Linked DNA regions of Mus musculus: region 1 is linked to region 2. Evidence: chromatin loops called from intact Hi-C (ENCODE). Cell type or tissue: heart. All regions are shown on one strand.

Evidence for each region. Peaks named below come from ENCODE experiments on the same cell type or tissue, not always from the same donor. Only the 100,000 strongest peaks of a DNase experiment are listed, where the experiment ranks them.
Region 1: a loop joins it to region 2, with 4 times the contacts of the local background. A loop is called at or near these places in 1 of 42 quality-filtered maps.

Annotation. Positions count from the first base shown.
Region 1 is chr5:144,314,178-144,322,177 of GRCm38, forward strand. Baiap2l1 (BAI1-associated protein 2-like 1) reads right to left here. Exons shown (of 14, transcript NM_025833.3): 3 at 4,752-4,838. Among named protein-coding and RNA genes, the nearest start is that of Dmrt1i, 40 kb to the right of the region's middle. In heart, no CTCF peak of the experiment used is centred here; no DNase peak of the experiment used is centred here; H3K27ac peaks cover 2,699 bases.
Region 2 is chr5:144,262,885-144,270,884 of GRCm38, forward strand. It overlaps Bri3 (brain protein I3), which reads left to right. Exons shown (of 3, transcript NM_018772.4): 3 at 1,125-1,689. The coding sequence ends at 1,257. It overlaps Baiap2l1 (BAI1-associated protein 2-like 1), which reads right to left. Exons shown (of 14, transcript NM_025833.3): 13 at 3,724-3,761; 14 at 1,641-3,148. The coding sequence ends at 3,073. Gm38675 (a long non-coding RNA gene) reads left to right here. Exons shown (of 2, transcript XR_868679.3): 2 at 575-935. Among named protein-coding and RNA genes, the nearest start is that of Gm38675, 8.4 kb to the left of the region's middle. In heart, a CTCF peak has its summit at 4,852; DNase peaks (open chromatin) are centred at 4,797 and 5,067; H3K4me3 peaks cover 232 bases; H3K27ac peaks cover 1,777 bases.

The sequences.
Region 1 (8,000 bases), 51 kb after region 2:
ATGACATAAAACTTTGGGAGGCTGGGCTGTGGGCAGTGCTTTCCATGGTGTGTGTGCATGTGGTGGTCAGAAGACGGTGCCCAGGAACTGGCTCTCTCTTCCCACCATGTGGCTTCCTGGGAGCAAACTCAGGTCCTCAGGCTTGAGGTAAGTGCATCTTGCCAGCCCCTTCTTTCCCTTTTCAGTTAAGGTGTGGCTATGTTGCTCAGGCTAACCTTGAACTGAGGCTCTGAGTGCTGGGACCACAGGCTTGGCTGGAAAGGCCCCTCGGCAGGCTCTTCCTCCCCCCTTGCCTCAGTGACAGTGCAAGAACTCAGATTCTAAAGTCAGACTATCAACTGAGTGAGTGATCTGAGACAAGTCACCTTGCCTCTAGGCCTTGCACCTATGCCCACCACTCAGGCCTACAGTGAGAACTCCTTGGTAACTGTGCGTGAAATGCTGGGCACCCAGTTAACAGCAAGCATTTAGGATGGGTTACTCTACGGAGTGGGTGAGACAGTCTTAGATTGCTTGTTGGGAAAAGTGGGCAGTGTCTACCAGCACTCATGCTAGAGACCGTACAGGTACATGGTGAGAGTAGGTGCTACACACAGTCGCAGCCTTCAGAAGGTTTGTAATTTTTCTCCACCAGTCCCTTAATTTTCAATCACAAGGCTGCAGGACTCACACAGGAAAGCAGCGGCTGAGCAGAGCAGAGCAGAGCAGACCAGACCCAGGAAATGCCCTGGAGTCCATGGTCACGAGATCTCAAAGGTGAGCAATAAAACTCATGGGCAGAAGGAACGGAGAGTCCCCAGTGCTGCTTCCTTTATGCTTGGATTCTTGCCTCTAAAGAGGACTGGACGGGGAAGGACAGCTGTGGTGTTCTGGAAAAAGAAGTGCAATCGGCCTACAGGAACAGGGGACAAGGTGTAATGTATACAAATGCTGGGCAAATGCATACCAGCCCATAGGGTGGGGTGGGGCGGGATAGCCACTCCAAGCAGACACATGCAAAATGCAGAAGCACCACAAATGTCTGCAGGGAACATTTGTGTAATGTCCCGCCCTTCACCTACAACCTCTGAAACCAGATCATTAATGCCAGAGATGCCAGATACCAGGGCTGTGTCCTAACAGCTGCGCCTTCTCCTCTGCGGTCCTTGGCTGGCCACACCAAGGAATCTTTTCTGGCAGCCAGACATGGTCAAGTGTGACCTAACCTGGGTTATGAAGCATAGAGGGATGTATGTGTGCTGGAGCTTCTGGGCTCGGGTTCCTTTCTAACAGGACACTCCTGGGAAGACAGTTCACTTCCTGTATTTGGAGATCATCAGACCGGCGGTTATCTTGGTGACATGAGATGTGTAGAAGACAAGAAGAAAGAGATGGAGTCTGAATCCTTGCTGAGGCCTGACTCAGCAGGCCTCGCATGGAACAATGAACATGCCTATTGCTTCAGTCACCGTAAGCTGGGCATTTTGTTACGCTTAAGCAAAAGCACACTAGCTTATCCACATAGCAGCAGATGAACAGATGCCAGGCGAGAGTGCCTAAACGGAAACTACGGCTAAAACCCCACTCCATCTTCACCTACAGATTCAAAAGACACACTTAATGAAGCATCCGAAATGATTCATGCTCTTACTGCAGTTATACTGTAGTCTCTGTGCTAGGGATGCAACTCAGAGCTCTGCGTGCTAGCCAAGTAGTATACCCCTAAGCTGTACCGAAGTCCTTCATTATTTATTTATTTATTAATTATATGTAAGTTCACTGTAGCTGTCCTCAGATACTCCAGAAGAGGGCATCAGATTTTGTTACGGATGGTTGTGAGCCACCATGTGGTTGCTGGGACTTGAACTCAGGACCTTCGAAAGAGCAGTTGGTGCTTTAACCACTGAGCCATCTCGCCAGCCCCCGAAGTCCTTCATTTAAAAGTTTTCTAATACATGAATACAATGTGTGTGCAGACCATAGGACACATGTGAAGGTCAGAGAACAACTTTTAAGGAGTCAGTTCTCTCCTTCTCCCAAACATGTCTCTGGAATTGAACCCAGGTTGCCAGCCAGCAGCAAGTACATTCACTGCTAAGACATCTTACCAGCCCCAGTCTTTCCCTGTTTTTTGGAGACAGAGCCTCACTCTATGGCCCAGGCTGACCTTGGGATCCTTCTGTTCTGGCTTCCAAGGGGGTGGGATTGCAAGCATGTGTCATCCATCATACTGTCTTTGTGTGTCTTTGTGCTGGCTAGTTTTATGTCAACCTGATACAGGCTAGAGTTACCTGGAAGGAAGGAACTCTAGTGAAGAAACTCTAATGAAGAAAATGTACCACAGGCTCGACCATTAGCCAACCTAGTTGGGGCATTTTCTTCATTGATAATTGATGTGGGAGGGCCAGCTCACTGCAGGTGGTGTCATCTCTGGGCTGCTGGTCTTTGGCGGTAAAGGAAGTCAGGCTGAGCAAGCCATGAGGAGCTAGCCAGTAAGCAGCTGCTGCCTCTGGGCTCCTGCCTTGTTTGAGTCTCTGCCCTGACTGCCTTTGATAATGAACTTGATACGGAAGTGTAAGCAAAATACATTCTTTTCTCCCCAAGTTGCAAAAGGTCATGGTGCTTTATCACAGAACTAGAAACCAAACTGAGACAATCTTAAATAAACTTCATGTTTCATAAGGTCATGAGAGCCGGTATCCAAAGGAAATACCATCTAACTTTGTTTTTGTTTTTTGTTTTTTTTTTTTCTTTCTTGTTTTCCTTTTTGGAGGAGGGATGTGTTCATCTGTGAAAATGTGTGCATGTCTGTGGAGGTCAGAGGTTGATGTCAAGTGTCTTTATTAATAAACTAGCTTTTCCACCTCATCTTTGAGACAGTATCTCTCACAGAATCTGGAGTGTATTTATTCAAGATTACCTGTCACCAAGGCCCAGGGACTCTGAGTGATGGGACAGACATAGGCATGTGCTGCCACACTCTGCTTTTACATGCGGCCCAGGGATCTGAACTCAGGGCTGCATGCTTGTGTGCCGAGTACTCATTCACATCTCTCCAGCCCTGCTTTCTCCTCCTCCTCCTCCTCTTCCTCCTTGCTCTTCTACTTTCTAAAACTACGTGACTTGACTGCTATTCTTCCACGTGGGAGTTTAAGTAGATATAGTAAGGTATTTTAAACAGAACCAAAGGAAAACTATGCAAGTCAAAAGAAGATATCATTAAGTCCCCCAAAGCAAAGCCTGCTGAGGTGAACTTTCTAACCTAGAGAAATACAGGAAGTAAATGTGTAAAAGCCTGAGACCGTGGACAGAAGCAAACGGACAACTGGACCAAAGTGAACCTTGAGAGGAGTGTCGGTCTCGCCCTTCCCTCTGCGCAGAAGGAACCTTCGCCTTCACTGCAGACTTTCCCCTGAAACTGGAGTGTCAGGGCGGTGTTTATAACAACACTGTTGCTGTGGAAATAGCTGATTCAATGTTATGGACTTGCAGCTGAATAAAGTAAGGTGTGGAACAGAAGTCTTATTTAAACAATGGCAAGAGCCATAAAACATTAAAAGGAGAGCTGAATGGCGGTGAGTCAGAGTGCCATATGTGCTAATGAGAGGGTCAGACCTTTCCCCCCTGATGCCCAGCACAATGGCATGTTTCTTCCTAATTCTTACTTTTGGAACCCTGTTATCAGTTTAGCTGCTTCCAGAACCCCAAATGTCTAAGAGATTACTATCTGCTACATAGGCTGGCTGCATGTCATTACACGGATGGTGATTCAGAGCTGCAACTGGTCGCCATGACACTGGGAAGTCACAAACCCCACCGAGCACGAGCCGGGGTTTCAAAAACCGTATGCGATCGATTCCATTAAACAGAGTGGTGCTGCAACTCCTCATATAACATCACTGCAGATGTACCCTGTGTCGACTGTCTATTGCTTCACCAGCGTTTTAGGCAGCCAGAGAGCGTGAAGCCAGCCTGCCCCACACCCTGCCACAGGCATCAGGCCTCTAGCTAGTTCCAGCCTTTGAACATAGTCAGTGAGTTTCTCAGACTCCTGGACACTGAGCAGAGACGGACATGTCACTCTTTAAACGCGTACTCGCTCTTCGCTGTGTTTTCAGAATCCTTAACGCAGAATTCTTAGCGTCCACACAATAAAACAGTCCACAAGCTTGAAAGATGAGAGTGGCATGTGGGTCTATTAGCAAAGTGGCCCTGCCCTGCAGGAGACGACCACAGCACAGTGGCATAGCTCTGTAAATAGAAGCCCAGCTTCCCGTGGCTGTGCCGGGGGCTGCCCAGGGTGTGGCTATCCTCCTTGCCTGCACAGGGGATCCATTCATACCAGCAAAACCGGAAAAATCACAACCAAAGGCAAGTGTGGAAGCAGTGGGAGCCAAGGGCACGCAGAAGGAGTCAGGAGTCATTTTCCACAAGGTGAGTCACCACAAGAACTTGGCCTGTCTCACCCACCTTGGTTCAAAATGTAGGTCACAGTTCTCCAAGCTGGAACTTCAGGGATCTGAGGTGACAGGCCAGAGCCCTGGCAGCACAGGTAGGAGCAGAGTTCCTCAGAGGCCTGAGAAGGGGCCCCTACCTTGCTCCTGAGCCCCAGTCTACCTTCCAAAAACCTCTATTTTCATGTACCAAGGTGAACTCAAACTACAGTGCTCAGCGGGTTCCCCTTTGTGTTCCTGATCTGAGCCACCTGCCACACTGGTATCTACCTCCCGGGCAGCAGGCGAGGTTTTTGTAGAGATGGATGGTCAGCTCACCTAGCTCTGTTGACACAGGAGACCCAGTGGCAATTTCACCAATCTTGGCCACGCCGTCGTAGTAGGCTTTTCCTGCCAGGATCATAGCTAGACAGGAATGTGATACATAAAATCATTACTCAGACAATAGGAGGGAGTGAGACAGGTTCAACGTCCCAGTGTGCCCCTGGCTACAGAAGTTCTAGAGCTGACACTTTCAGTGACATTTACAAGGCCCCGCCTGCTTCTGAAGCCAGTTCCTGACATCAAACTGGTCACTGGGAGCAGGTACATTTTGGGACTACAGATGGGTCATGTCATTACTCCAGGTGTATTGGGTGCTGTGGCCTAGGAACCTGTATCATGAAAACACATTTAATTTTTCTATTAAAAAGAGAAAGCCGGGTGGTGGTGGCTAGCCTATGCTTTTAATGCCAGCACTCCAGAGGCAGAGGTAGAAGTAGGCAGATCTCTGCATTCAAGGCCAGCCTGGTCAACAGAGCAAGTTCCAGGCCAGCAAGGGCTACACAGAGAAACCCCATCTCAAAAACCAACCAATCAACCAACCAACCAACCAAAATAAAATGCAATAAAATAAAATAAGAGCCAGGTCTGGTGGTGTAGACCTATAATCTTAGCTACTCAAAAGGCTGAGACAGGAGGAAGTCAAAGCTGGCTTGGGCTACTGAGTGAGGCCAAGCCAGGGGAGCTTGGTGGGACTATCTCAAAGTAAAAATCAACAGGCTGAAGTTATGAAGAGTACTTGCTTGGCCTCCCCAGTGAGGGCTGAGGGCATGGCTCACTGCAGACTGCTTGCCTAGCGTGCACTATATCCCTAATACCCTAAAAAGACAATCTGAGTTACAATCAACCAACAGATTTTTTTACTGAGGTATATATATATACACACACACACATATACATACACACACACACACACACACACACACACACACACACACACACACACGGCATCTGAAATATGTTAGCATTCTGAAAATTACAAACTTACTTAAAAAAAAAAAAAACCCAAAGCCGGGCGTGGTGGCGCACGCCTTTGATCCAAGCACTCGGGAGGCAGAGGCAGGCGGATTTCTGAGTTCGAGGCCAGCCTGGTCTACAGAGTGAGTTCCAGGACAGCCAGGGCTACACAGAGAAACCCTGTCTCGAAAAACCAAAAAAAAAAAAAAAAAAACCAAAAAAAAAACCCAAAAAAAACCAAAAACCCAAATTTTCTCCTTCTTTTTCCTACCCACAGAAACAATGGTTTTACTGCAACAGATGCTAGGTTCTCATCATCCTAAAAAATATATTTCTGTAATCAAAAAGACTATTTTTTAATGGTGAGATGGCTCAGCAGTAAGAGTGCATCTTGTTCTTGCAGAGGACCTGAGTTTGGTTCCCAGCACCCATGCTGAGAGGCTCACAGCCTCTGTAACTTAAGCTCCAGGGCAGCCAATGTCTCTAGCTTCAGTGAGCTCCCTTACCCACACGCGCGCGCACACACATACACAATGTAAAATAACTAAATTGAAAACTAAAAACCGTTTCTCCTTCAAACCAGCCCTGAAGCAGCATTTCAACAAGACCCAGCCGAAGCCACTGTGAATTTGGAGGAAAAGATCTCCACCCTTCCCTAAACTCAGACGCAGAAACCAGTCTTCCTGGAGCCCCGGAGAGTACAGGAGCTTGGATTAAAATGGCTTCTGGTCCCTTCTCCTTGCCCACAGAGCAGTCAGAAGCTGCCCGGGCCGTTTTGTCCCAGTTTGTTTTTAAGTGTCTCCCTGTACGGGACATGGAACCCACGGCTAGGTAAGTGCTTTACCAATGAATCACTCCCTTAGGCTTTTTATTTTATTTTTCATTTTGAGGCAGAGTCTAACTAAGTTCTTCTAGGCTAGCCTTGATTTTGTAATTCTGCTTTTAGCCTCCCAAGTAGCTGGAATTACAAACCTATGCCACCAGGCCAAGCTGAGAAGTAGGTTATTTATTTAGTGCGTGTATGTGTCTCCATATGCTCATGAATGCATGTGTCAGAGAGAAGACAACCTTGGGTGCCATCCTCAGTAGCACCGTCCACCTCCACCTCCTTTGAGACCGGGCCTCCCATTGGCCTGGAGCTCGATGACGAGGTTAGACTGGCTGAGCCATGAGTCCCAGTGACCTGCCTGTCTCTGGCTCCTCAGCTTGTGCCACCACGTCTGACATCTGTGTATGGGAACTGGAGAGCAGACTCAGGTCCTCACACTTGAGATAGCCACTTTTCTCACTAAGCCATCTTCCCAGGCCCTGTTTTTCTTAATTAAGATAAAAAATTACATGTCTGCGTATGTCTGTGCATGAACATGACCAGTACATGCAGGTGCCCTGAGAGGCCAGAAGAGGACATTAGATCCCCTGGAGCTGGAGCTATATGCAGTTGTCTGATGGTGCTGGGAATGAAGCCCAGGTTGGTCCCCTGCACAACCAGCAAGTGCTCCTAACTGCGGAGCCAGGTCTCCAGACCCTATTTGCATTTTTTTCACATGCTTAGGAAGCACCCTACCACTGAGCTACATCCCCATACCTCATAGGTGGACCTTTAAGGGGAAGTAGAGAAAAAGATCAGAGGATTTATCATGTATAGGTGTAGCCAAATTATTATAGGCCAAATTCCTGTTCCTGTAATTTTACTGATTTCAGCATTTACTATAGAGTTTTAAAAAATATAAATTAAGGCTTTTACTGTATCGGCATGTAAACTGAAGCCATGCAATATTCTGCTATCCTGGTGTTTTATAAGACTGGAGAATTTACAGGACGGCAGACTGCATTTATATAGGCTTTTCAGGTCAGTACTTAGCTAATCTACCCAGCATTGTTAGGACAAGGGAAGGGAAGGTTATCAGCTCCGGTTGCTAAAGGGAGTGGAGCGGAGACATTTCAGGCTGTCCCCAAGGTCAGCATGAGTCAGACACAGTGTACACATCTCCTGCTGAGGTACTTCACTTCCTCCGCTCTAAATCATGGAGCTGTAGCTGGAACTGAAGGAAAAGCAACTCCACCTAAAAACAAGTGTGCTGCCAGCAAAATGTCGACTCAGTAGATGGTGTTGCAATGAAAGGTTTAAGCTGTAAAGTAAGATAAACTGAAGCGCACACTGGTGGGGGAGTTGCCTTCAGGATCACGCAACAGTTAACATTTCTGGTTTACACCTAAGGTAAATTGAGACTTTTGAAAAGTGACTGTTGACTTATATTTAAAACCATGTAACCTCAGTCTCCCAAAATA
Region 2 (8,000 bases):
TCTGTGATAACTCCAGCTGTGTCAAGTTGACACAAAACCAGCCAGTACAGAGTGTGTCTGGTAGAAGTGAGGCTTGGTGTCTAGAGCTTTGGGACTCTGAAAAGCTCTTGAGCCTGATGGAGTTACGTGGAGAAGAGATCGCATCAGGCACTGATGGAGTTACGTGGAGAAGAGATCCCATCAGGCACTGGGTGTATTTTGATTCCGGCTTTGCCTGGCAGCCATGTCTTTGGGTCCCACCTTGTGCTTGTAGGGAGCAGACTGAATAGGAGGCGTTACAAGCTCTCAAGTGACTTTCTGCGTGTGTGAACGTGGCCGACTGCTTTCCTTAACTTCACACCAACCAAATGATTGCTCTTTAAACACTTAGAGGACAGAAGACTTTGCAGCCCTGGAGAAGCATGCTGGGCCTGTGGACAGAGCACTTGGCCTGCTACTCAGGAGGCTCTGGCTTCCGTCCCCAGCACAGCAGGCACACTAGAGTGGGTTTCATTTCTGCGGTGTCTTGTTTTCCAGCGCTGTAGGAATTTTTATCGACTCACTTGGGTCACTCTTGTTTTTGTTGGGTATGAAGGCAGAGTCAGAGGAGAGCTCCACGGAGTTGCTTCTCTCTCTCCATCCTGTGAGGGGCTGAACTTGACAACCTGATGATTGAGGCCATCAGGTTTCCGTGGCAAGTCCTTTCCTGCCGAGCCATCTCAGCAGCCCCACCTCACCCCTTTTGTAAGTGTGTAACGGAAAGTTCTTGTCTTTATTCACGTTAGGTGATACCTTTTACCCTGTTTGTCTAGGATGCCCTTGGTAGCACTGGCAGTTTATACTGGTTCCAGCTAGTTCTATGCACTCTAGCCCTAGGCTGTTGCGCGCGCGGGCGCGCATGTGTGTACGTGTGTGTGTACGTGTGTGTGTGTGTGTGTGTGAGAGAGAGAGAGAGAGAGAGAGAGAGAGAGAGAGAGAGAGAGAGAGAGTGAGTGAGTTAGTTGCTTGTTCCGACTGAGCACATTCCCCTGCAGGTCGGGCAGGTGCTCTGTAGGTGGTGAGGTCCCCTTCCGTGCCGCCCTATGACCCATGGGCTGTCAGGTTGGGGGTGGGGTCCTAACTTGGTTGCCTCTCTCTCCCCGCAGGGTTGGTGTCCTGGAGTACTGCTTCACCTGCCTGGGCATCTTCCTGGCCATCGTCCTGTTCCCTTTTGGGTTCCTCTGCTGCTTTGCACTGAGGAAGCGAAGATGCCCCAACTGTGGAGCGGTCTTTACTTAGAGGGAACAGCACACCCAGTTTTCCTACATTCAGCTATGTTTTCTAATGTAAATGTTGTGTACAATAGTTTTATTTGATTAAGCTTCTGGACTGTTTTGTAAAGTGTGGCGGGCTAGACTGGCATAGGGGTGACGCAGAGGTGGAAGGCAGCGACCTGCCCCCAAGGCTAAGGGTAACGTGCTGCTTCTATTTTTTGCAGTCTTCACTTTGAGAATGGTGAGAAATACTGTTTTAAATAAATGAGATTCATACCATTGTGTAGCTTGTTCTGCTCGACCATGGGTTTTTACGCACCGCCCCCTGGAAGTCTCGCCATGGGAAATGTCACATGCAGAGGCCGCCCATGGCCATCTTCTGGTCCTCAGGTACCACTTACAGCTCAAATGTGTTTCAAATCTCTTTTATTATTAACATTAAACAAATGTTAACCTTTGTGTCTGCAGTCAAGGTAAGTTCGCGTAAGGGAGGGAGACCCAGGGCTAGGAGGGCACAGCAGACTGGTTCCTGTACTCGTGTGCGGAGCCAGGACATGAGTCCTCAGCCCACTTCCCACCTTATCCTGCACATAGGTTGGTCACAGGGAGAACATGGACTGTATTTCCCCTATCAGGCCAGGACACCTGCCTAACACGGTGGTAATGGATGGCATGACCCAGGCTCTGTACTTTAGGGAGGTCACTGGCATGGGCAGGCCTGTACTAAGTTACCCTTGATGGGGCCATCAGGCTTGCTCTCCCATGGGAGCTTGCCACTGCTTGGCCCAGCTGGAAAGGACGGCGTTTCCTGTACATAGACCCGGACCAATTTGGGGATAATTTCTCGGTGAGATCTGAGAATCTGATAAGCAGCAAGTTTCTATCAACAGTGACTGTCCTGAGGATGGGTTTTAATTATTTGCTATTCTAGACAAGGTCTACATCTTGGGCAGGTAGGGGCAGCCTGACCTCTGGCTCAAGGCTCTATGCAGTGGCCTGAGCAGATGTTGGTCTGCGCATGGGACAGTGTTGGGCTGGAATGGCAGGCCCACCCTCCTGCCCACCAGGCTTCAGAATCGCTATTTACAGGCCAGTGGCTGGTTAAAAAATGAGTGACAGGAGGTGACCCCAGAACCATGACGGGGCTTTGGTTACCTGGTTTGGTTTGTACAGAGCCCTCAGACGTATTGAGACCCCTGCTGGCAACCTTTGTAACACTGAATTCAGTAACTCCTGGAGATAAATTTACAAGTGCCAATGAAGCAGGCTGACTGTCTCAGCTCTGCAGCAATGCCTGTCAATGAGGTTGGAGTTCTACTTGTTTAATCAAAAGGTAAAAATTGGGTCATTTAAAAAATATTTAATATATTTTCATAATTTACACTGCTTACTGGATTTGCATGCTCTGATGCAAACTTACATAATATAATGAACATCATAATGCTACTTAAGAACACAGGCTTTATAAAATAAAACTCTGGTCTTATTTGCATTCAGCTACAGAAAGCCAGACATAAAAGCATACACCGACTATCCCTTATTCTGGCTATTTCCTTAAAAATAAAAATTTAAAAATTTGAGCCAAATTTACTGCTTTTTGAATAGAAAAGAAAATATTTCAAATGATTGATTTATTCACTAAGCTACTCATTTACCTTAAAGACAGAAATGTGTAAACCCACCTCTGTCAATCTGAGAAAGTACATTGATTTGCTCAAGTGGGGCTTCATTGACATCAGGCACTCTGCAATCTTTGACAGTGCCTGCTGTCCAGCAATGTATACCTATCGCCCTGTGGGTGAGAACTCGAGTAGAGGGACTGGCACTGTCCCCTGCATCTTCATCGGATGATCGGTGCTGATCGGTCATTTGTCACTGTTGGCCGGAGTTTCACGGTGGCAAAGGGGTTTTCTCCACTATAGGGGAGGAAAGTATAAAAATTGACATATTCAACCCCCCCCCCCCCAAAAAAAAAAAGAAAAAGAAAAAAGACCTCCATGGCAGGACTTTGATGTTGTGTACATTATGGGGTGTTGAGATTGGAATTGAGTGTTTCTGTGGGTTGACCACCAAGTGCCCAAAATAATCTGTCTGTCTTCCCCTCTGGTGCTGGGGTGTGCTGGGGTTACAGATGCATGCTCTGGGTGTTGGGGGTTTGGACTCAGGTCCTTTTTATGCTTGTGTAGCAAAAATTATTCAATATTGCATACACACCCAGGACTGCCCGTTCTGAACACAGAAGTGTGCGGCAGCTTACTATGCCTCGCTAGGGAACAAGTCACACAGGCTGCTTTAGTCTCCTGTGGGACAGGCTACCCTGCCATGGGTTCTGCTCTGTCCCTCTCCACCCCATTCCTGGACTGTAAAACTAGTGGTGACAAGAAGGGTGGCCTCAGTTTCCTCTGTCTGAGAAAGGCCTATGGGGCACCACTGGCCACTTCCTAGCAGACAGGACAACGTTCCACTGACCTTGTGCACAGGGTATACATACCTGAGGAATGGCGGCTTTGCGGTCCCGTTGGCATCGCTCTGGAAAGGACAAAGATTATGGAAGGCTTGAAATCGGTACACTCTTTTTATAAGATCCACAGGTAAAGACAGGCAGAGGTAAGTTTAGCCACCCGTGGGGCTGGAGATAGGGATCCGTGAATGATGCTGTTGGTGTAGATAATCGAGGTCAGTTCCCAGCACCTACACAGAGGCTCACAAGCACCTATAACTCCAGCTCCAGGGGATCTGGATCCTGGAATCTGCACTCAGGCTCAAGCACACACACGTAAAAATACATCTTCAAAGCTATTCATGTTTAAAAGTATCCTGTGATCTCACATTGAGATGACTACCTCATATCTAAAGTATTTCAAAAGAATAAGCAAAGGAGAGAAAACAGTTTAGAACTTAGAGCATTTCAGAAACTGGGGGACTAGATGCCTTCAAGTGTGGCGACTGTTCACACACAGGTCAGTATGGAACATCCTGGATGCTCAGAAACTCAGGTCTTACTGAATTTAAACACAACACCAGAGCATAGCGTGGAAGGAAACACTTACAGATAGGGCCTCAGACCCACGTTGTGGTGCTATGGTGACTGGGCTCCACACCCCTTTTTATTTCCTTGGACTTTTTTTTCCCGGTTTTAGAGCTTTATTGTAGAAAGGCAGGAAGAAAGAAGGTAGAAGGAGAGGCCAGCCATGGCCACGTGGAGAAAGGGGGAAAGGGGAAGGGAAAGAGAGAAGGAGGACTAGAGAGTAAGAAAGGTGAAAGCTAAAGAGGACACACCCCTTTTTAAAGTGGCATCCTCAATAATGACATGAAGGTTACTTAGTTTGGGAGACTGATGCTAACTGCAGACGCCAGCCATCTGGGGACCTGGGGAGTGGCTTGATACAGCACTTACCCTTGCATGTAGGAGTTCTGGGTTCAGTGCTGGGGAAGGAAAGACCAACAAGGGGTGGGGGCTTCTGAAATGAGGGTCTGTCCACGTTCTGCAGGTGTGTGGCAGGTCACGGGTGTGTCAGGACCACCTTTCTGGAATTCTAAAAGTTCTACCATCTTAAAGTCTTTCCGTGCTGTTCCTCTGAGATCACTCTGAGCACATGGAGCTAACTCAGCAGCACCCAGCAGAGGACAGAAGAATGTCATCTAATGCTCTGGAGCCAAGCCAAGCTGTCTCCAAGTCCTAGAAAGCTTCCTAGTTTCTCAGTAGTCTTGGGCACTTGTAGATTCAAAGGAAGTGCCTCACATGCTAGTGTGTGTTCTGAGGCTGAAGCCTGGGCCAGGACTGCCACAGGCCAGCATCTCCCGAATACTGGAATTCACCTGATAGATACACTCTCAGCCAGAGGCAGGCTGGAGGCACCTGGGCCGTGACCTCAGCCTCTGGGTTGCCTGGAGTCGGCACAGTCATCTAGCACAGGACTTAGTGTATACTCATCACAAGCACAAAGCCACTGCCTGGCTTGGCACATTTTAATCAGGCTTCAAGTGGTGTGAAGTGATTTCTTCCTGCAGGGCACTCTGTTTCTTTAGCGGGCCTCTGGACAAGTCACCTCTGATGTAACTTCATTTGATAGGGATCGTTAAGAGCCAATTTATGATTTCTTTTTAAAGGACATCAGGAGGTCTGGCCTGTCGATTGCCTGCTCAAATTGCTGGCATGATTGGACTGCCTGGAGCAGTATGCCAGGCAACAGTCTGAGTCTGGAAGGAGCCCCTTGGTGCCCAGAAGTCAGACCAGCAATGCAGCCTCGCAGCCCCAGGCTGCCTCAGTTAACATAAGCAGACTCTTCCCATAGAAAAACACTCCCTTCTGTTTTCCTCTGGGCAAACACTGACCTATCCTGTGTGGCCTTAGAAGGACAGCACCAGATCCTCAACTGGAGACTAGCCTGCTCTCTACCCGACAGCACCTGCTGTAACCTCCTAAAACCACACGCTCAGTGCGTTTTAAGGTGCCTCACCACACTCTGAACTCTTACAGCCCCAGGTAGAAACGACCAAAAGTCCGGCAGGAAACCAGCACTTGACTTTTATGCATTCTGTCCCTGTGAGATCTCAGTGCCAGGCCATGGGGATCCTGGCCGTAGAGAAGAGACAGTAACTATGGGGCACACAGGAAGTCCCGGTTTTCTCAGAATGATGTTTCTTAATCTGTTTCTGATTCTACAGTCACTTCAAGAAAATTCACTTTAAGGCCAGGTCTGGTATCCGGTGCTCGCATGCCCAGCCCTTGGCAGGCTAAGAAGAGAAGAGAAGAGAAGAGTCTGAGGCCATTCTGGGCCACATAGACCCTGACTCAATTCCCAAAGATCTCGGGATGTAGTTCAGCTGGTAGGCCCTGGGTTTCATTCCCAGCACATCATAAACTGGCCATGGTGGCATCAAGCTATAATCTCAGCACTGGGGAAGTGGAGGCAGGACGATCAGAAGTTCAAAGGCATTCCTGGCTACACAGCAAATTTTATGCTAGTGTGGGTGATATGATTTTTTTTTTAAAGATTTATTTATTATATCTAAGTACACTGTAGCGGTCTTCAGATGAGGGCGTCAGATCTCATTACAGGTGGTTGTGAGCCACCATGTGGGTGCTGGTAATTGAACTCAGGACCTTCGGAAGAGCAGTTGGTGCTCTTAACCACTGAGCCATCTCTCCAGCCCGCGATATGATCTTGTTTATAAAAAATGAAGAAAAGGTGTGTAGTCTTTATGTGTTATTCCTGTGCTTGGTGCATGCACTTGTATGCTATCCTTTAATAAAGTGTCTACTTGAAAACCAACTAAAGGCAGGTCCCTGACTTAGGTGATGTGGTGTGGTGGTCCTCAATAGTGTGAAGTGATACAGAATAGAAAAGTATACTGTGAATTTTGGATGTGGTCTTTCCCTGGGCTGGTGATAGATGATACAGTCCTTTCCCATGGGATGCGCTGTGTAGTACTGAGACAGCTTCTGGCACTCTGCAGTATGCTGTCTTACTAAGCTATGATGGGCCACAGGTTAGGTGACGATGTGTTTTCAACTTCCCACAGATGTTTCAGAGCATAATGCCACCACAAAGGTCCACAAACATCTGCACTGGGAGTTTTGAGGCAGCTTTTCCTCTGCTGCTTGAGTTTTTCAGTAGTCTGAAAGTGTAACTTTCCTTTGGAGTGACTCCCCTGCCTCACCCCTCCAGCACCACTCTAATTTCTAGACTAACTTTTAGTGCCGTCCATCAGAGTGACTTCAAAATACACCATTATTCTTTGCCCAGCTCAGCTGTCATACCTCCCACTTCCTAGTCAGGAATGACTGCTGCCCCCAAATCTGCCCTCCCCACTTCCCTTTCCTTGCAGTTGGGGATACCATGGCAGACAGGCAGGGCCTGTTACCCAAGCTGTGTCATCTGGCAGCCAGTAAGGTACTGGTCCCTAAGCACACAAAACAAAATGGGATGATTCTGGCCAAGCCAAGGTGCTCAGATGGGGCCAGGCAGGCCATTAGGAGAGTGGGCTATCTTGTCCCTAAAACACCAGGGCAGCGGTGGCCTTTAGACTGGAAAGGGAGATGACAACCGGAGGTTGTCCGTGTCCATAAGGTAACAGGCAGAGTCGAGGTTTCTTGTGATCCTGCTCACTCCAAGAATGCAGACCCTCTGACGACCTGGTGTCCACGGTCGCATACACTGGTTACTTGCCTTCTGTCCCACTGTCCCCTTCCTAAGGTCTTTGTGGAGATGCACAGCGCCAAGAGCTTGATCCCTTACAAGATGGTCTTGGGTTACCCTAACACAGCTTATTCCTTAGGACTCAGGAAGATACTTTCATAGGATTAAAGGGCTGGACGACCCCGGGTGGGCTGGGTCCCGCTGAGAAAGCCTAGGGAACCTGGAACACCTAGTAAAGATGGCCATTTCAGTATGATGACATATGCCTGAAATCTCAGCACTTGGGCGGTAAAGACAGGAGGAACATTTTGAGTTAAAGGCCACTCTTATCTTCATAGCACTACATGTTCTCAAACTCAAACGAATGGGCGTTTCCCTGGGTGTAGGGATGCATGTCTGTGATAAAGCACCTGAGAAGCTGAAGGCAGGGCAATTGTGAGTTCAAGGCCAGGGTCTAAGGCCAGAGAGATGGCTCAGTAGTTAAGAGCCCTTGTTGCTCTCGCCGTGGTCCTGACTTCAATCCCCAGGACCATCATGATATTTCACAACCCTCTGTAACTCCAATTCTTCTGACTTCCTTCAGGTACCAGGTATGCATGTGGTAGGCACACACACACACACACAC